Linked DNA regions of Mus musculus: region 1 is linked to region 2. A link is a loop called in an ENCODE intact Hi-C map of the cell type or tissue named here. Cell type or tissue: gastrocnemius. All regions are shown on one strand. Each heading gives the region's core, and the rest is flanking DNA. Links, peaks and the distances in the headings are about the cores only.

Region 1 (10,834 bases), core at 1,517-9,516, 220 kb after region 2:
TTCAAGACATATGATACTTACAGGACACCCATTACATAGGTGAATGCCCATTGGTACAGCTGAAACCCAGAAGCAGTTAGAAAACGTGTTAATCCTCAGTGAACAAGAGGGGAATATGAATACTTTGCCACAAGGCTGTGCTTCCAATGTGTCCAAGGAATTACTGCAAACTAATAGTAAGTAAGCTTTCATGTGAGTTCAGGGCATCCCTGAAGGGCAGTTATCCACCACTGTGTAAAGCCTATTGAAACAAAGCCATGCATGTCAGCTCAGACCTTTAGTCCAGCACTCGGGAGACAGGGGCAGGTGGAACTTCGAGTTAGAGATCAGATCTCAGCTTGATCTATATAGCAAGTTCAGGCCTGCTGTGGCTCTATAATGAGACCTTGCTCAAAAATAAAATAACTAATTATTATAGTTAGTTTTCCATTGACAGATACTTCATATAGGAGGTTTGTTTTCAAGTACTTCAGAGAATGTGGGGTTGGAGAGATGGCTCAGCAGATAAAGGTTTGTCAGCAAGCCTGATGACCCGAGTTTAAATCTCTAGAATCCACAAGAAGGTAGAGAACCTGGACCCCCATATGCACACCTGTGCTAAGACATACAGAGAAAATAAATGTAAAGACTTAAAAAACTAATAAAGTACTTTAGAGAATTCAAAAAAAAAAAAAGAAAACGTGTTAAACTTGGTGACTGTCTAGTTCCCAGTAAACATTAATCTACTGACCTACCCAGTCATTAACAAATGCTTATTTCCAGGCTAGTGGCACAATGCCTGAAATCCCAGGACTCAAGAAGCAAAGGTAACAAATTCACAAGAAGCCTTGCCCACATAGTAAGTTCAAAGCCAGTGGGAGCTACTTAGTGAGATCCTGTTTCAAAACACCAAGGCCTTGGGATGCAACTCAATGGTAGAGCATTTGCCTAGCATGCAAAGGGCCCTGAGTTCAATACCCAGCAATACATTTCATCAATCAGCAGATACATAAATAAATATTGACTACATATGGTTTTCAAGTAACTGTTCCAACTGCTAGTAAATACACAGTAACGAAAGAACGAACACACACACACATATATACAAGCTTCCATTCCATTCTCATGAAAGGAGGACAAGAAGCAACCAATTATTGGTTCTGGGTAGTGGCCAACGTGGAGTGTTTGAGGTACTGTGTGAGAGGAGATAAGCCACGTGTAACTATGAATACTGCTGGTTACTCTTTGTCACATCGTTATGTGAAAAGAGGAAACCTCAATTAAGTAATAGCCTCCATTGGATTGTCTTATAACATTCTTTTTTTCCCCAGAGGGCAGGACCTTAAACAGCTGGCAGTGTGCTTTTGACTTCTATCTGGACATCCTTCCCATTAACCCTTTCACCTTTAGGGAGATGGATATGGCTATCTCAGAAGCGTAGCTGGGCTCTTAGTATGGAGACGATCACTAGCAGCCATCTGACCTCTGTAGGCTTGAATACTGAGCCACACAAGCCCCTGAGTTCTTTCTATCTTTCCGAGGGAGCCTGATTACTGGTCTTATGGCATTCTTATGGGGCATTTTCTTGATTAATGATTGGTAAGGAGGACCTAGCCCATTGTAGGCAGTTCCACCCCTGGGCATGTTGTCCTGGGTTGTACAAGAAAGCAAGTCCATCAAGAGTATCACCCCACGAGCTCTGTTCCAGGCTCCTGCTTGAGTTCCTGCACTGACTTCACTCAGTGATGGACTATTACCCAGAAGTTGAAACCAAATAAAGCCTTCTCCAACCAAGTTGCCTTTGCTCAGGATGTTTAGTATAGCAACTAAAAGCAAACTAGAACACATGAATACCATGATAGGAGGACAGGGCGGGGTGGGGGGGGAGCCAGCATGCTAAATTTATGGCTGATAAAATCACATAGAGTAACATCACTATGAATGCTAGCTCTCTACCTTTTGTACTTTCTATTTTTAATTAGGGGGTGTGCCTCTGTGAGTGCGAGCATATCTCTTTCTCTCTCTCTTTCTCTCTCTCTTTCTCTCTCTCTCTCTCTCTCTCTCTCTCTCTTTCTCTCTCACTCTGTGTGTGTGTGTGAGTTTGCTGAAATATTCACTCTTGCATGTACTTGTGGAAGGCAGATAGGCAATGCATGTCTTTCTTTGTGACTCTCCATCTCTTTTTGGCTTTCTGTGGTGTTTTTGTTTTTGTTTTGTTTTGTTTTTGACAGTTTTGCTGATCCTGGAGCTCACTGATTGGCTGGATCTGCCTCTTCATGCCACCACGACCACTGGCTAGAACTGGATTGAAGATGCTCTCACACCCAGGCCAGCACAGGCAGAATCCAGACTCAGGCCCCCTCATGTTTGTGTAGTGAGCACTTATCCGCTGAACCACCTCCCTACCCCTAAGTTTCCTTTTACTTTTTGTTCTGCTCTATTGTACTAAAGGGTATTCTGACGTTCAGGAGGCACAAAGGAGCACTGTGACTCAACTGTGGCTTTGGTAACACAGAAGGCACTGGGGAAGTCAGGATCTCAGAAGTTTTGAAATATAAAAGCCTAAAAGACTAGAAGTCAAGAGAAAACTGACATAGGTGTCTGTGGAAACAGCAAATATGAACAGCTCTCTAAAGCCAGCTACAAAATGAAGCCAAATAAATGAAAGGGACTTGAAGTCGGGTGATCATGAGGAGTCAAGAAAGGTCCTGCTCCATTCTGCCTGCAGGCCAATGATGAGACTCTGAGAAAAGACCATCCAGAGACTGCCCCACCTGGGGATCCACCCCATAAACAACCACCAAACACGGTCACTAGGCAGATGCCGACAAGAGCCTGCTGACAGGAGCCTGATATAGCTTTCTCCTGATGGCCTTTACCAGTGCCTGACAAATACAGAAGTAGATGCTCACAATCATCCATTGGACAGAGCACAAGGTCCACAATGAAGGAGCCAGAGAAATACCCAGGGAGCTGAAGGGGACTGAAGCCCCATAGAAGGAACACCAATATGAACTAACCAGTACCCTCAGAGCTCCTTGGAACTAAACCACCAATCAAAGAAAACACATGGTGGAACTTGTGGCTCTATCTATATATGTAGCAGAGGATGGCCTAGTCGGTTATCAAAGGGAGGAGAGGTCGTTGGTCCTGTGAAGGTTCTATGCCCCAGTACAGGGGAATGCCAGGGCCAGAAATGGGAGTGGGTGGGTTGGGGAGAACGGGGAGAGGGGAGGAAATAGGGGATTTTCAGAGGGAAAACTAGGACAGGGGATAACATTTGAAATGTAAATAAAGAAAATATCTAATTAAAAAAAGAGAGAATCTGAGAAAAGGAGGAAAATGGTCTATAGAGGACTGTTTAGCAGAAGTGAACTCATGAGAAGGTAGAGAGTGCTGAGCTAGTCTGCATAGGTAAAAACGTGAGGAGGGATGGAATGCTCCTTTGTAATGTGAAGGAAGGAGAAAACTGTACACAATGTGCAAGGGATTTGGTGATAAGGAGGTATGAAAACCTTCTGCAGGCTTATATTTTCTGTTTTATAGACTTCTGCCCTCTGTGAGTGACATGGCCACTGCTGCCCTCTTGAAATTAATTATAATTACCCTCAGGACACCCTCAAAAGATTGCGCCCAGTAGCATTTCCTCAGAACTGCCATTTAGTTTACTCTCTATTTTATGATCTTAAAACTCATCTAATTAAAATTTCAAATATACTTCTTACTGGTTTTTATAACATCATTCAACATTTTTTTTTTCTAACCTGGAAAGGGAATACTGGCTTAGACCAGTGTTCTGATTGTTCTCAGTGACCTTGAACAGCTAGCACATACTATTATTGAACTATATCTACTTAACTATAAAACAAAGGTGACCTCTAAAAATAAGTGCTCACATCATGAATCAGAATTTTCTTCACCTATTTTAAGGTTAGATTTCTTCCTCGCAGGTATAAATAATTATTACATTGCTGCAATTTGAGGTTGCTATACAAACTTCAATGCACATTTGAAAATATTTTCTACAATTCTTTTTTCCAACTTCTCATATGTACATTCAGTTTCACTTTTTAAAAAAGACATTTACCTATTTATTTGTATATGTGTGGGGGACAGTGCATGTGCAAGTCACACTGTGTGTGTGGAGATCAGAGAACAATTGGAGGAAGTCAGTGCTCTCCTTTCACCATGTAGGTACTAGGGAGCAAACGAAGGTCATTCCATGTGGAGCATGGTATGCAGCACCCCCTCTATGACCGCTACCGCCTTATGCTCCTGCCTCCTGGTTCCTGCCATGTTTGAGTTCCTGTCCTGATTTCCTTCAATGATCGACTATGGTGTGGAAGTGTAAGGAAATAAACCCTATCCTCCACAAGTCGGTTTTGGCCATGGTGTTTCATTACAGCAATAGACACCCTAATTAAGACAACTGGTATCTGGAAATGTCTAAGAGTCTCAGGTGATGGCAATTCCCTCCATGTCAAGGTCATCTCATTTTTTCCAGTCTCTTGGACTAGGCCCGGTTGTTTTATCAAAAGCAACGCACACTAAAGCCATATTTGCCCGCTTACAGCATTTAACAAATAAAATTGTGCTTTATCTATGTCCACTCTCCACTAGACAAAACTTAACTCCAGATGCTGTCAAATTAGGGGCTGGTTCTTTTAGTTCATCTTTATATTGCCAACCTCAATATGAGGCCAATAAACACATATGCTGAATCAATGAACAGATCCTCTAGCTAGGAGAGTGAAGATGAACAACTCCCAGAAATGCCACCTACCTGTGAGATCCAGAGTTCTATCCACAAAGACCACAGAAGCCCTGCCTGTAGCAGTCTTTTTCCTGTTCTTGGCGGGGGCATAATTTGCCAGATCTGTAGCGATGACCCGACTGAGGGGACCCACGGCGAAACACTCCTCTCGTACCCCTAGATGTTCACACAGAGAACTGAGGCCTGACACGAGGCATCTGATGTACAGCAGCAGCTCTGGGGTTAGGGCAGTGGCATCCACCTCACCCAAGCTGCTCAGCCTCCTCTTGTCGGGTCTGGCACTGTTAAGAGCGTGGACATCCTGAGGTAGCAGTGGGAAGAGGGTAGCAAAGGCTGGAGTAAAAGCGAGATGGGAGGCAACAGGGGCGAGAAACAACGGGACGTGGAGCACCTCGGCCGTATAGTTCTCGTTGCCCATCCACTCACAGAGCTTCTCCTCCAGCTGTTCGAACACCGGCTGCTGCCCCTCGAGCTCGGCCGCTGCAGCGGCCGGTACGTGGTTAGCAGTGAGGTGGACTGCGTGGCTCACGGCTGTGACCACCACACAGTGCTGAAAGTGACTGCGGCAAATGATACTCTGTAGAGTGTCTACGATCCGGCCTTTCAGCGGGCTGCTCAAAACGAAAACCGCCCGGGGCTGCTTGGCTCCCCCGCCAATGGCCTGGGGTTCAAATTCCCGCAGGTGACACGCAGGACCCTTCACCGCCTCCAGAAGCCGGCTGGATCCGCAGCTCCAGTGCAGGCTCTCGGCGCAGGCAGCGTCCAGGTAGACCACGGACCACTTCACTTTGGCCAGCACCTGCTCCCAGCCTTGCTGGGCAAAGGCCAGTATGCCCGCGGCGCTCATGATCCCGTATCGCCAGCTGGCCAGGGGTCTCACCGGCGTACGGGCGGGAACTCAGGTCAGAACGCAGGGCTTCCGGGTACTGAGTACTTTGACAGTCAACACAGTACACGTGGGCCTGTCTCTGACGCTCGGCGTTCGCGCGCGCGGTGATGACGTCTTAGGCGCTCATTGGCTGATCAGGCGCGCGGGCTGGCGGAAGGAACGTCTGCACTTGAAGGAGGAACGGAATGTGCTTACAGGGTCGATAGTCCCTGAAAAGCTGGAGGCAGCAGCTTTCTAGGAAAGAATTGAAATGGGTTTTGTTCGTCCCTCCCTTGTCAGCTCTCATCACCTTTTCCTCCAGGTTAAGAATTCTCGGGAATAATAAAACCTGGTCTGAAGCAAAGTACTTCCCCCATCTGAACTTGGAGAAGCCAAACAACTACTGCAACGTAATAGTTGGTCTTGTGTAGGTTATCTTCTGCGTTGGTGCACTCCAGCCTCGTGAAATACCTTTTGGGACCAGCAAGATGGCTCATAAGGCTAAAAGCGCTTGCAACACAAGTCGTATGACCTGAGTTTGATCCTTCGGACTCAATGTAGAAAAACAGGACCCGGAAAAATTGTCCTCCATGTGCCAATTGTGGAAAACGCACAATCACCCATCCCCAACACACACACACACCACATACACAGAGAGAGACAGAGACAGACACACAGAGAGAGACAGAGAGATCCTGTCTCCACACAGTCAAAAGGCTTTGGGGTCCATTTCACAGCTACTAAGATGAGAATTGGGTTGAGGAATAGATATACTGATCTACACATCTCAGTTTAGAACCTGTTTTATTATTATTATTATTATTATTATTTAATTGTGGAAACATGCATGAGATAAAAAAATTTAGTAATTTACTGTTCTAATTGTGTGTGTGTGAGTGAGTGTGTGTGTGTGTGTGTGTGTGAGTATGTGTGGACAGGATCTCATTGTGCAGCCCTAGCTGTCCTGGAACACATGATGTGGATCAGGTTCGTTGCAAACTCACAGAGATCTGCTTGCCTCTGCCTTCCTAGTGCTTGGATTAAACGTGTGTGCCACCATGTCCACCATTAGTCATTTTAAAATGTACAGTTCGGAAACATTAAAAAACATTCATGCTGCTGTACAACCAATCTTTGGAACTTTTTATTTTGCAAAATCAAAATAGTTTCAAAACTATATACCCTTTAAATAACAATTGCCACCCTCAACCTCAGCTCCCTGCACCCCCCCCCCAGCATTTGTCAGCCTCTACTTTAATCCTGTTCTCTTTGCATTGGCACTGTGGGTCTTATAATTGGGTCCCTGTACTATCTGCTTTATTGTGATTAACTTACTTCACCTAACATCATTCATCTAGTTGTGACACATGGCAATTGCTTTCATTTTAAAGTTTTATTCGTGTGTTTCTGTGTGTGAGAGAGTGTGTGTGTATACAGTTGGGTTTTGACCTCCCTAAAGCATATGCCACCATACCTGGTCTCTTGGCATGATTTGAGCAGTAATCTATTCATTGTCTAATTCTTATAGCTAAGCACTCCTTTTCATTACTTCTCAAAAGTATACTTCACAGCCGGGTGGTGGTAGGTGGTGGCGTACTCCTTTAATCCCAGCACTCGGGAGGCAGAGGCAGCAGATTTCTGAGTTCGAGGCCAACCTGGTCTACACAGTGAGTTCCAGGACAGCCAGGGCTACACAGAGAAACCCTGTTTCAAAAAAAAAAAGTATACTTCATATTAAATGATATCATTATTATTGACATTGTTCTGAGATGGAGTCTTACTCTGCTAGCCTGAGTCAAGCTCTAGCCCTGGCCTCCAGAGGACCTGGAAGGACAGGATGCACTGCCAGGCCTGGGTTAGCAGCAACATCACCATCATCATTGCTTAGAACAGCAATAAATAATGAGATGGCAAATAAGTATACTCAGGATAAATGTGATATTGTAGTGAGATGAGTTCATAATATAAGAAGCAAGAGACAGTCTATAAAATAGTCAAATTATTTAATGTCAAAGTTTCCCATGGCAAATGGAGAGATTAATCCTAACCAAGGAAGCATATCCATACAAGGATTCAGTTTAGGAGGAAAGAAGGAAGGAAGAGGCTTTGAAGGATGGTCATTAGAGCTTTATGAGCTTCTCTGCTTTGTAGAAATCATTTTCAAAGCTTAGCTCAAGTGCTACCTCCACCACGCAGGCCTCCTACCGCATTCACCACCATTCATTAATCAACTCGTTGTTGATGTCTAAACTCTTTGTCTAGACAATGATTTGAAAGACAAACTCTTTTCCAGACTGGAAAGAAAAGCAATTCACTCTGCAAAAGACAATCAACTCTCTCATGAAACCACCCAATTTTACTTTAGATGCACTTAACAGTGAGAATGGAGCTAACCACGGTGTGGTGGTGGTAACTGCCCACGGTACTCTCAAGCAGATAGTATCAAAGGCCAAAAGGATATGGTGCACCATACAACAGATGGAAGTGAAAGTTAAACAAGACGAAGGCAGATTTGGCCTAGTGAAGATTCTGGGGAAAGTGGCTATGTAGTCAATAAGACTTGTGGTCTAAAAGAGAGTTTAGCTCTGCTCTACTCCCCTCACCCCAACCCTGCTCACCCCATCTGCATACTCAGTTTATCTACATTTGCCTTTCACTCTACTCCAAATGCAGTTGGGTGCCTGGAACTTCTCTGTCTCTGGGCCTTTTGCATGTTCCTAATCTCCTTGTCAAGTAGCCCCCATGCAGAAACCCACAGAGCTTACAGCCCTTCTCCATTAAGGGATCTACTTATTTTAATTAATTAATTAATTACCACGTGATATTAGATTATACCTCCCTTTTAATCACTTGGCCGTGGGTCTTTTTACAGCTACTATTATTTTTAAATCCTTATCAACATGATGTGTCTATCATCTTCCATTAGAATAAAGGCTTCATGAAAGAAAGGATTTTTTTTTTAACCGCCAATCTATATAGTCTTGAAGAGTTCCTAGTACTTGGGTAGACTTTCATACATATTTGTTGAATTCAGGGAAGATTTTTACGAGGAAATTGTACACAGAAGTTGAAACAATTTAAGAATTTCCTACAGGGGAACAGGGCATAGCAAACAAGAGTTCAAAACTAAGAAGAATTAAAACCCTCGTGATCTACTCAGGTAACGAGGAATCAAGTGATACAGATAAAGTCTAACGCTCGACCCTCCTCATCAATCACTAATTAAGAAAATGCCCTGCAGGTTTGTCTACAGCCCGATCTTATGGAGGTATTTTCACAACCAAGGTTCCCTCCACTCAGATGACCAGTTTAAGTAACTTAAATAAAACTTTCCGGCCACAGAGTCTCCCTGTATAGCCCAGGCTATCCTGGAACTCACTATGTAGACCAGGGTGACTTGTCTCTGCCTACCAAGTGCCACTATGCCCAATACTAATAATTTTTTAAACAAAGAGAACGCATCCTTTATATATTAAATTTTTCTTTTGTTGGTTGTTAAAATTTCGACGAATTGACAATTGTGGTTCAGTCAAACCCGTGCGGGATGCTGGCCTTCAGGATTTTAAAATAGACTAGTGGAGGGAGAAAGGCAACAGGGACAGAAAAGAACAATGGTGTAGCAAAGGGAACTGGGGAGTGGGAGGAAGGTTGGGGGAAGGGAACTTCAAAGAAGACCAGAAGCCCCAGAGAAAGCCACTCTTGAGAAGCTAAGCTAGAATCCTTGGGGTGGGGCGGGGAGGGGGAGGAGCCAATCGCGCGGCGCTTGCGCAATGAGAGGCCCAGGTGCCCGCCGCCGCGGAAGCGTAACCACCTAGAGACGCCGCGCCGCTTGGGTGCCTGCGGCGCATGCGCAGACGGATCGGTCGCTGACTCTTCAGGGTCGCCGCCTCCACCGAGGTTGGCCCCAGATTTGAGTCTCGCGCTCTTCGTTCGCTTACCGGCGGCTTCCCTCCCATTCTCGCGCCCTGGGACGGCGAGGCTGGAAAAAGGGGTTGAGAGAGCTGTTGGCCGCCGCCTTTAACTTGTGCGTGGGGCGGCCATGTCGGCCGGCGAGGTGGAGCGCCTGGTGGAGCTGAGCGGCGGGACCGGAGGGGATGAGGAGGAAGAGTGGCTGTATGGCGGTACGGAACTTCCTGTCTGTCTCCCCGGTTCTCTCTGGCCTTCCTCCCAGCGTTTCAGGCCCAGGCGTCCGAGGCCTCTCGTATTGGCCCTAACCGGCCTTGGTTAGGCCGAGTGCGGCCTGCTCCCGGCCTTCGCCCGGACCCGCAGGCACTCACCGCGCGGTGGACGCGGGCCAAGGAGGCCGGGCAGCCCTGCGTCGCCCTCCTCCGCACCGCCCGGGCCTCCTCGCTTCTGCGCTCTCTATTCATGCTCTTTATCGATTCTGAGCCGCTTTGGTGTCTCTCTTGCTCAGTGGCTATGGGGTGCCCCTCCTCGTCCCTTTCTTTCAGAAACCGTCATTCTGTAATAGCAGCTAAATAAAGTCAGTGCAATGAAACTAACGTCTTGTTTCTTGATGGTCAGTTTGTATGGGATGCACCTGCAAGGGTACCTCCTTGTCTGAAAGTCGTGCTTTAAAAGTATTAATTAAAAGAAACAGATGAAATACACTGTGGTCCATAAAGAAAACCCTGAATTGTGGCCTGTATTAAGGTGAAGTGTTTTGTTTTTGTTTTTATTTTTTGTTTTTTGCTTTTTAAAGAGCCCTGTATAGTCCACGTCATAGTTGTATCTCGTGACTCTTCCCATAGGCTTGTATTCGGTGTTTTGTGTTTGTGTCCCCAAATTTAATGCGTCATGTACTTTGTTTTTGTAGGGGACATGTCTGATGTCTGAGTTTTAACTTTAAGTCGTAATCCCCCTTGGCTGTTATACCAGATTTGAAAGTATTTTGTTCTTTCCTAGAGCATACATTCTTGACATAAATTTCATAGATTATATAAAAGTGAACGTTAGCGTCTTAAGCAGCCTTTTAGTAATGAAACTCCGATAAACTTGTAAAATTGATTATTTCTTTAGTGGAAAGACAGCATCGGTACTACCCTTAAAATGTGAAATGTGTGGGGTTTCTCTTAGCATGATGTGTAAATCCCCTTGTATTTCTTTCCATAAGAGATGTGTCTTGCTTATGAAGTGATCTAACTTTGGCTATGCTTGTAGGCCCGTGGGACGTGCATGTGCACAGTGACTTGGCAAAGGATCTAGGTTAGTGC
Region 2 (10,834 bases), core at 1,685-9,684:
CCTCCCAGTACCTGGCACACAACACTGGCTTCAGTAGATGCTCAATAAACATGTTTTAACGGACTATTGATTGAATGAAGGAATGAACAGGAGAACAAAGAGACAACATGGAAACAAACTATTGCAGGCACAGGCTTGGCCTTGGCCTTGAGCAAAGCTTTAGTTCTCTGTGCTTATTTTTCATGTTTTGGGATCCAGCCCTTCCCACACGTGTTTTTATACTCGGCAGACACTCCTCCATTACAAACACAGCGGGGAGAGTCTAGTCAGCCACATCCTTAGAAAAATGAAAATTTATAACTCTTTCACCTCTTTTGTTCCAAGAATAATTAATGTCATAAGACAGTAATGAGAAACCCTGCAAAACGCCTTCAAGAAATGAAGATTTTTTTTCCCCCCAGCACATCTTGAGTTCAAACACTTGCAAAGCACTAGCAATGCCTAATTTCACACTTTACATTTGGACTCAATTTTTCCCCTAGAAAGTTAGGCAAAAGACAGCAGGCCTGCCAATTCATGGACCAACTGTTACTATTCTGTATCTACTGCAATAAGCACATTGTTACCCAGCTGCTTTTACAATAAAACCCTGTCTGAAATCTCTGCACACCTTATGAGTTTCACTCCATCTTAGCTTTTCCCCTAAAGCAGTCACTCAGGTTCCAGTCCCCATAGAAGACACGCTCCAGCCTTCCACAGCTGCAGAGGCTTATGTCCTGAGAGATTTTCTATGTTACAATTCATGCTTCCAATCAAAACAGTGCCACAGTTGACATGATTTAGTGAGAAGAAGGACTTGATTAGGGTCCAGCACATTACCAAGCAAATATTAAACAACAGGGGATTTTTAATATGCAATAGTTGCTCTGTTCACAACAAAAACAAGCCAGAAACAATTTCCTGTTCTACGCTACGTGAAATGGAAGCTTGTTTTTAGGCAGCTGTGCTGTGCTGTGCACATCTTGGGGAAGCAGACTGCACCTAGGAGAGGTGCTGCAGCCATATAGAGCTCCACCCACATTTTAGAGGGAAACCAGCTGTGCTTCCAAATGGCAACAAGGACGCCTGCTAAGAGGCCAGGACTGTGCCTCCCTAGGACACTCCAAGCTTCTTTCTTGGGGTTCTAAATTTGGCCCACACTAAATTGTTAGGGACAACCTGTGGCTTGGACTTAAATTCTTTGATGATTTCAAAACACTGTTGTTGTTGTTGTATTCTCTATAGAAATATAAATAACACAGTATAAACCAGAGCCTGAAATGAGGGACAGAGAGAATAATTTTGGAAAGAATTTATGTATTATCTGTAGAGAAAAAGTAACTTTCTTTGCTGAGATTTGAGAAGAGTCCATTTTTCTTTTTCTTTAAAAAAATTTATTTATTCATTTATTTATTTATTTAATATATATGAATGCTCTGTCTTCAGACATATTTATTTATTTATTCATTCATTCATTCATTCATTTATTTAATATATATGAATCCTCTGTCTTCAGACATACTAGAAGAGGGAATCAGATCACAATACAGATGGTTGTGAGCCACCATGTGGGTGCTGGGAATTGAACTCAGGACCTCTTGAAGAGTAGTTAGTGTTCTTCACTACTGAGCCATATCTCCTGCTCCGAGTCCATCTTTTCATACCCAGAAATGTAGTTAAAAAAAAAAAGCAAATCCCAAACCAACCAACACCCTCCCCCCCAAAAAACCCAAAACCAACCCCCACCCCAATGTCCACCAAAATGAAACTACAGCAAAGACTAATAAAAAAGAGCCTGGCAGAAGTCAACAGATCATTAAGAGCATTCAGGATTGGGTATGGTTTTGACATTGACAAAAAGCCTTTCTCCGCTCTCATGGGCCACTGCATAGCAAGAGCTTCAAACTGCACAGGAGAAGAGCCTCACCTTCAGCCCTCTGCAGCAGCTGGGCACATGTGGGGCTGGGAGAGGCTGCTGAGCCTTTCTTTGTGTATGTGGCCTGGCAGGCAGGCTGCCTTGGTGAGTCGACCTGCAGTCCCAGAAGTACTCGGGGCTTCCCGTTTGGTTGTATGAGCTTTCTGGTACAGGTTCTAAATCTTCCTTGAAAAGAAGACTTGAGCAAAAGTTCTCTCTCTCTCTCTCTCTCATTCCCTTGTCCACATAGGGTAAAGCTCACCTCTCTGTGCTGGACCCGCACCTTCCAGCTTTTCAGAAGGGGCAGATGTGTGCCTTGCTGGCACTGCTCAGTCTACTCTAGCCAACTGTGCAAGCTGCATCTGCAGTTATTGACATCTTACTAATTTTGCTCAGATTCTCTTCTGCAGCCACTTTCTTTCTTTCTTTCTTCCTTTCTTTTTTTAAGGGGAGAGAGAGCTAATGAAAACCACGTTTGTATGCTCAAAGGCACACTGGAAAGTCATTACTCCGAGGGATAGCATGTTCCACAAGTGAAATGAAAGTAGTCTTATTTATGACCGGAAGGGCTACAGTGGACTGAACTGCACCACATCCACACTGGAACAGTGCTACAGAGATGCAGAGTCCCTCTCCAATCCACATAGTAACACCCCCCTCCCCCACCGTGGCCACCAGCAAATCCAGACGGCTTCCATGGTCAAAAGCTGGGGCTTCCATGGTCAAAAAGTTGGTAGGATCTCAAAGCCGGGGGGAAGGTGCATGCGAGCGAGCTGTTTCTCAGACAAGGAGAGAAAATCTCTGCAGAAAGGGCCATCAGTTCTTCACACTACCCTGCAGCTTTCTGGGACTTCTCATTACTCTCTACATGGTAGTGTTATGCCAAATCATTGGTCCTTGACATTTATCCAATACTGGCCTGTAAACAAAGCCGTGCAATACTTAGGGCCTCAATCTCCCCCTAGACATGCACTTTCCTATAGAGTCAAAAATGCTAGAGATGCTTGAATAACTCAACAGAGAACATCCACTTGTGTCCTTACAGACCATGACCACTTCCTTCATGGAAATCCAACAACAAGGAGGACATTTCTCTCTCTACTATTTGGATATGTTCTTTTTATCTCTAAGAATACAATTCTTTGGGCTAATAAGATGGCTTAGCAGGCACAGGCACTTGCCACCAAGCCTGAGTTTGATCCTTGGAACCGACCTGATGGGAGGAGAGAATCAGCGCCACAGAGTTGTCAGTTCTACTGAAAAACAGGCATGCATCCCGACACACGTGGACATACATACATACATACATACAGGCATATGCATCCCGACACACGTGGACATACATACATACATACATACAGGCATATGCATCCTGACACACGCGGACATACATACATACATACATACAGGCATATGCATCCCGACACACGCGGACATACATACATACATACATATAGGCATATGCATCCCGACACACGCGGACATACATACATACATACAGGCATATGCATCCCGACACACGCAGACATACATACATACATACATACAGGCATGTGCATCCCGACACACGCGGACATACATACATACATACATACAGGCATATGCATCCAGACACACGCGGACACACATACATACATACATACATACAGGCATATGCATCCCGACACACGTGGACATACATACATACAGGCATATGCATCCCGACACACATGGACATACATACATACATACAGGCATATGCATCCCGACACACGTGAACATACATACATACATACATACATGCAGGCATATGCATCCCGACACACGCGGACATACATACATACATACAGGCATATGCATCCCGACACACGCGGACATACATACATACATACATACAGGCATATGCATCCCGACACACGTGAACATACATACATACATACATACAGGCATATGCATCCCGACACACGTGGACATACATACATACATACATACAGGCATATGCATCCCGACACAGGTGGACATACATACATACATACATATAGGCATATGCATCCCGACACACGTGGACATACATACATACATACATACATATAGGCATATGCATCCCGACACACGCGGACATACATACATACATACATACATACAGGCATATGCATCCCGACACACGTGAACATACATACATACATACATACAGGCATATGCATCCCGACACAGGTGGACATACATACATATATACATACATAGGAAGTAAATGTTCCTTTTTTTTTTTTTCTTCGAGACAGGGTTTCTCTGTGTAGCCCTGGCTGTCCTGGAACTCACTCTGTAGACCAGGCTGGCCTTGACCTCAGAAATCCACCTGCCTCTGCGCCCCCCCCCCCAAGTGCTGGGATTAATGGTGTGTGCTACCACACCCGGCTATCATAGGAAGTAAATGTAACAACAATAAAAAGAATATGCTTTTTATAATAAAATATAAAAGGAAAAAACCCAGCACACCAGAATTGGTTAAGACAAACAGAAGAAAAAGAGCCCAAGAGAAGGCAAAAGAATCAGAGACCCACTCATGCACACACCCAGGATCCCACAGAGACACTGAGCTGAAAGCATACTATCTACTCAGAGGGTGAGGTGCAGACTCATACAGGTCTGGTGCATTGCGGCTTCAGCCTCTGTGAGTTCATACAAACTGTGACAGTGTTGATTTAGAGGGTCTTGTTTCCTTGGTGTCCTCGCTCCCCTCTGCTTCGTATACTCTCCCCACCTCTTCTTTCAAGGGGTTCCCTGATCCCTGAGGGGAGGTATTTGATAGAGACACCCCAAACTGTCTTAGGTCTACTACTGTGAAAAAGGACATGTTGGCTTGAATTCTACATAGGGAGGCCTTCCATATTCCTCTCATTTTAGCAATAAATAAAAAGGATAAACTCACAAATATCCAGGGTCCTGAAGTTACATACAGAGATATGTCATCAGAGAGCCATTAGGAATTAAATTAATTATCTGATCTGATCAATGCATCTTTATTAAGCCCCAAATACCAAAAAGAGGATTAGGTACTGATGAAAAACAGTACACGCTTTATATATGTAGAGGAAGAACACTTCTCCTGTGTATAGAGGAGAGGGGGACACACTGTGTCATATAGTGGTGTGGTGGGCACTGGAATGAAGATGCACAGGCTGCTGCATTGACTTTCTGCAGGATGAAAGGAGGTTAGACCTGACACCAGAGGCTGTGATGTTCCAGGCATGAGAAACGCCTTGCATGAAGATCCGATACACAGAGTTCAGCAAAGATGCTGAAGGCTGGGATCAGAGGAATTACAGGCAGAAACTGTTCTTATCCACCACACCTACAATCCACACGTTCCTTCCTTGCCTTGCCCATGTGAACATTCTATGTGTGGAATGCAGTGTTATTTGTGTGGCTATTCTCTCCTCCAAGACACTACTCCCAGACTGACTCCACAGAGGTGGCTCGCTGCCTTGATAAGGCCACAGAGTCCATCCATACAGCATCAGTGTGCAGCTCCCTTGCAGACACACCCCTACACTGCCTTAGCCTGCTGGGTACGCATGATTCCATGACAGCTCAGAGTGCACTGCATCAGGGTGCCTGGGGCTCCTCACAAGACTTAGGGAAGAAAAACACTTATCTACTTCCATACCCTACACAATGCCAAGTACACAATGGGAAATCAATAAATATTTGTTGAACACACATATGAGGTCAGTGGGATACAGCTCAATTCTCAAACATAGCCAGATATATCTTTTTTAAAAATTCTACATAGCACACCCTGATACAATTGGTTAGGGTACAATCAGACATAGCATGGATCTCTAGTCTGTGAAAGCCACTGTAATTCGGCATTGCCTGCTGTTAGGAGATAGGGGACTAGGTTTACTCTAAGCTAGTTTCCACTAGAAAATGTTACTGGTGAAGTAGTTTTAGCAGATGTTTTGAATACAAACTGACACTGCAAGGTAATGATTTAGCAGATAACTAAAAGTTAGAAAGTCAGAAGGGAGAAGTGGGGGACGCCTTTCAACTGCCCAGCTTTGTTATGGGGTGGGGAGCTGTTATTTTCTGCCTAGGTTTTTCATCAAGCGGAGATCACTATATTTAAGGGAATTTAACAAGAGTAAATACAGAGAAGTACAGTAATGAAAACTAAGAATATGCCTGTGTTGTTAGGACAGTCCATAATTATGAATTTTATGTCTTCATGCATCACGATTGGTTCTTAGACACTTCCCATGCACCCAGACTTTGGGCTTCGTGTCTGGGATTCAGAGGTGGGGAAGACAACAGCTCTCCTTAGAAGGAACTGACAGTAAAGAATGCAAGCATCCTAATGACAAAAACCCCATCTATAATCTTATGCCCATGCATGGAAGAAGCAACAGGGGAACTGGGAGCAGGCTTGCCAGGAACAGCCCAGTCTGTCAAGCGCATGCTGTCAATCAGGCAGACCAGAGAAGGCTGAGGTTGGTCAGTATGTGGCTCTTCCCATCGTCCTTACAACACCAGCTCAGTGGGATCCTCTGCCATGGCCATGCTCTAGCAGAGCGGCCCAGCTCGTGTGCTCCCATAGCTTCTTCAGATCATATCTTCAAGCTGTGCCTGCATTAAAACTTGTCTCTAAGAACTTGCTAAACTTGGGAAAGGGAGGGGGCTTCATTTTCCTTCTGCAGTAACCTACATTGGCCACCAAGAGGCGCTATGGATCAACAAATGAGTGTACGCTGCTCTGTGGGACTCTGAAGTACAAACCCAGATTAACCAGCATCAGAAGGCCAGCAACTCTTGTTGGAAGACAGATGTTTGTCCAGCAGAGTACAGATGCTTTTGACCAAAGTTCCAAAATAAATCTTTCTTGTAAAGTTTAGTTAGAAGGCAGAGACTGTTTCTTACAGAGGTTTCCAAAGCTAAAAATAACTTCTTTCTCAGTGGGTCAACTTGGGTAGGGAAATAAAAAGGCAAACAAAACATTAAATAACAACAACAACAACAACAACAACAGACAAGCTCAACTCTCACAAGTTAAAATGAAGCTCTGGGGGCGATGAGAACATCTCTTTGAAAGGACACATGCTGGAAGCGGCTCTGATCATGTCACCCTTGGCCTCAGTTTTGAGTGACCCCATTCGAACAGGAACTGTCCTTACTCTCCAGGCAGAACTGGCCAACGCTTCATGTTTGTAACATTGCAGTCAGTTGCCATGGGAAGTAATCTACTGCTGCAGGCATCTTTTGGGTTAGCACTCCTGGATCATACAGAGGCAAAAGCAGCCAAGCAAACGGTAAATCTTGTCTGCGCTAGTGTGTTCTTCTTAGGGCTTAGTGAGAGTCAGAAAAACTGGGCAAAACTGTTACAATAGGAATTTTTAAAACTCTGCTAAATACTTGTGCAGAACTTTGGGAATGAACTTTCCATTGACTGAGACCACTCTTGAGCTCACTAGTCATGGGCAGGTTTCTCATTTTCTTTGTACTAGACAAATTGAAGGCTGGTACTATAAGTGGCTCTATTAGGATAAAAGTGAAAGACTTAGCTCCCCAGAGTTTTAAATATTTCGTTTGAAATTAGCTGTGTAAGTATTTTTCAAAAGCCTCCTAGAGAACCTGAAAACACAAATATTTCCTAAGGCTTCTTAAGTATTTAACGACATTAAAAAAATGCTCAAAATATTACCCAGCCTTTTCCCCCCACCCACATCCTCTCCCCTGGAAGAGAGAAGAAGCAGAAGTCCTTGCCATACTAATCATATTTGGGTGGTTACCACTGGCTAATTATAATACAATGGGCTATTTTCAGATTCCTAAAAATAAGGGAAACTTCATCAAATGCTGGGAAGGGCTGTGCAAGGGCGCCACACGGTCCACATGACACCCACAAGGGACAAATGTGAGAAACATTTCAATCACATGAAAAGCAAGGGCACCACGCGGACCACTTGACACTTTGAAGAAACCAACTCGGGAACATTTCAATCACACGGAAGCAGAGAGGATGAAGGAAACAAGTTTACTAGAAGCGTGCCGTGGGAGCGATGCAACTCGCCCAAACTTCCAATGATGCTGGTGGACCTCTTCTGTGTGCATCTTGAAGGAGACTGAATGCCATGCAGGCTTGTGCATGGACAAACACAATAAACAGACAGTCAGACAAACAAACAAAACTTTTAAACAAGTGCTTAGTATGTAGCCCAGGCTGGCCCTGAATTTTACATCCTCCGGCATCTATTTCCCAAGCTCTGGGATTGCAAGCATGCACTACTGTGTCTGGTCCCTAAATAACACCATTTAAAAAAGTGTTTGATAAAACCTTGTTGTATCTTTTAAATTGAAGCCATTTGGATTTCATCAAAGTATGATTCTTAAAAATATCCAATGGTAGGAACAATAAGTTATTTTAAAATCAATTCTGGGGTTAAGAATAAGGATCTGTTTGTAAAACAAAGGGGATGTGCTGAGGAATGAGGAGACAGCAGGGACTGAGTGAGTGGAGAGGCGACGGCACCTCTTGGTGGGAATCAGACTCTTACACGTAAACTGAAGGTGCAGTCAGATGGTTTCTCTGTCAGCTCAGGATGCTTGTTACAACTCCACTCTTAGAGCTCTACTGTACTGACACTGAAGAACCTCACCGGTACCTGCTGGTCAGGTAGAAAAGGCTGGAGAGGCAGCTGCCTAGTCCCTGCAGCAATTTCCACGGTAAGCTTCATCCACTAGTCCCTTATTCATGTCACCACGGTGTTCCTAACCACAGAGTCTTATTCCTCCTGCCATCTCTGGCCCCTCCAGCTCCTGCTCTCCCTCTTTCAGGCTTCCTCTGCCCTCACCCCAGCTGGCTGCCTGGCTTGCTGCTATGTACCATGCAGATGGCATTGGGTGGAGCCTTCTCACCGCTCATCTCCCAGAGTCTGTGCCGGCATCCTCCTTTCCTCATGTCTGTGGACAACCTGCCTCTACCGCCATCCCAAAGCAGCATCAGATAATGCCATGTCTCTGCTCAAATCCCTGTGATCCTCTCTCCATCCAGGGACGAAGTCCGCATGGGAGTCATGAGGTCCTCCCTGTCCTGGCTTCTGCCTCCTCACCACCCAGCCCCCCTTGCTTCTTCTGATGTTCTTGGCTGAGATCTGAGAAGGGTTCCAGCAAGCTGGTGGGTCATTTTCCACGTCCATTCGGGTCTGTTCAGAATCTTCTTCAGAGAGCCCCTCATTAGCTATGTCATCTAAAATCACACATCTGCAAACCACACTCTCCTCTCCTCATGCCATCCTACCCATTCTCCAAAGCTATTATCAGCCCGTGAGAGAGCACCTATGCTCACTGTCCTCCTGCATTATGCTGGAAGTCACAATGGGGAGGCTGCAGCCAACCCTGGAGTCTTTGACAGGTGTAGGCACTCATATTTATTCAATATTCTGAGTCATTTCTCTATTTTTAACCACTTAAGAAAAAGTTGGTGAAAATTTGGTATCATTATGGAACAAAGTAAACATTATAAATATAAGCAGCATGTCCACCCTTGCCAGCTGTGGATGGCTCAAATGGGAAATGAAAGAAGTAGCACACATGCCCAGAGAAAGGGAGGTAGAATCCGCAGAGCAACCCAAAGCCAGGCAGAGATGCTGTGTTCCTGACAGGCATTGCCCCTGACGGCAATAATCCAATGCTCTCACACTTCAGAGGCCAATTTCCTTCTGATGATTTCTCCCTATTCATCCCGAGTGGGCAGACTCACATAAGTCATGGTGATTTAGATTCAGTCAATCAGTTTTCTGTCAGCAGGACAACTCCAGCGGGCCCATGAAGTGCAGTTTTCACGCTTGGGGTTCCATTTACTGTGGGACAATTATGGGAAAGAGACCCAGCATTCCGACCCTGGAGACCAAACACAACCTTCCTAAAGGATGCTAAGGACACACACATTTAACAAGACTCACAGCAGAGTCTTGTTGATGAGGAACAATGTCAGTATGGGCTCCTGTGGGTCACGTCTTAAGTGGCCATGTCTTCTCTCATTAGTCTTTGTGTGAGGACGGCCACAGTGATCTTTGTTATAAATGTACTTGGGGTGGACAGTGTTAAGCAGAGCAGAGCACGAAGCATTAGAGCCATGGCACATCCTATTTCTGCTGGTAAAGGATGAGCAATGCCCAAGGCTAGGCTGAGTGTGCTGAGGCAGGTCCTCTTTCCACACTGTTGACGAGAACGAGCCTCAGCAAATTTCCTGGGGGTGCAGTGTGACCCAAAGTCATCAGGAACCTGAAGAGTGATTATAACCTTTGGCCTAGTGATTCCATTTCTAGGACTTTATCCTAAGGAAGTAATCAAAGATAAGAACAAAGATTTATATACAAGGATGTTCAAAATTTGGAAGCAATCAAATGTACAAAAATAGAAAAGAGCCTGAATAAATAATAGTAAGCCTTAGAATATAATTCACATGTTAAAATAAATTCTTGTAAACACATCCCTGATATAAAGGCTAATTTGTATCTGAAGCCATATATGCTTATGTGTATATATACATTTTTATATAGACTTACAAAAGCACTTATGGTGATTATCTTTGGGTGATGGGATTAAATAGTTAAAGCTCATTAAAAGTTTTATCTTCATGATTTTCTACTATGAACAGGTATTCCTTAACATGGAACAGTTGTGTTGCTTTAATTATAAATGGACTCGTCACAGGATCAAGAGAAGGACAGGACTCAAAATCCCACTTGGATTCGAAGAGGTTGGATAACCTTGCTGTTGATAAATGTGTAACTGTAGCATTGTCAATAAGAGCCTCTTTCTATCGGGCACATAGTTTTTGTCAAATGGCCAGTGGGAAAGAATGCAGCATGCAGAGCTGCCACTAGGCACAGCCCCCATCTTCCTGCAGGTTTTCTGGTCATCGTTCTAATTTAATTTAGATGACCATGGTAGGTCTCCACG

What was found. A loop is a pair of places that touch in the nucleus more often than their neighbours do. Peaks named below come from ENCODE experiments on the same cell type or tissue, not always from the same donor. Only the 100,000 strongest peaks of a DNase experiment are listed, where the experiment ranks them.
Region 1: a loop joins it to region 2, with 3 times the contacts of the local background. A loop is called at or near these places in 10 of 42 quality-filtered maps.

Annotation. Positions count from the first base shown.
Region 1 is chr5:74,526,020-74,536,853 of GRCm38, forward strand. It overlaps Scfd2 (Sec1 family domain containing 2), which reads right to left and starts at 5,723. Exons shown (of 9, transcript NM_001114660.2): 1 at 4,763-5,723. The coding sequence starts at 5,600. Fip1l1 (FIP1 like 1 (S. cerevisiae)) reads left to right here and starts at 9,472. Exons shown (of 18, transcript NM_001159573.2): 1 at 9,472-9,742; 2 at 10,782-10,826. The coding sequence starts at 9,661. In gastrocnemius, for the core only: no CTCF peak of the experiment used is centred there; DNase peaks (open chromatin) are centred at 5,747, 6,073 and 9,447; H3K4me3 peaks cover 2,796 bases; H3K27ac peaks cover 1,862 bases.
Region 2 is chr5:74,305,003-74,315,836 of GRCm38, forward strand. The region is part of intron 5 of Scfd2 (Sec1 family domain containing 2); the gene reads right to left. Among named protein-coding and RNA genes, the nearest start is that of Gm32064, 6.1 kb to the right of the region's middle. In gastrocnemius, for the core only: a CTCF peak has its summit at 6,579; DNase peaks (open chromatin) are centred at 6,588 and 8,751; H3K27ac peaks cover 1,994 bases.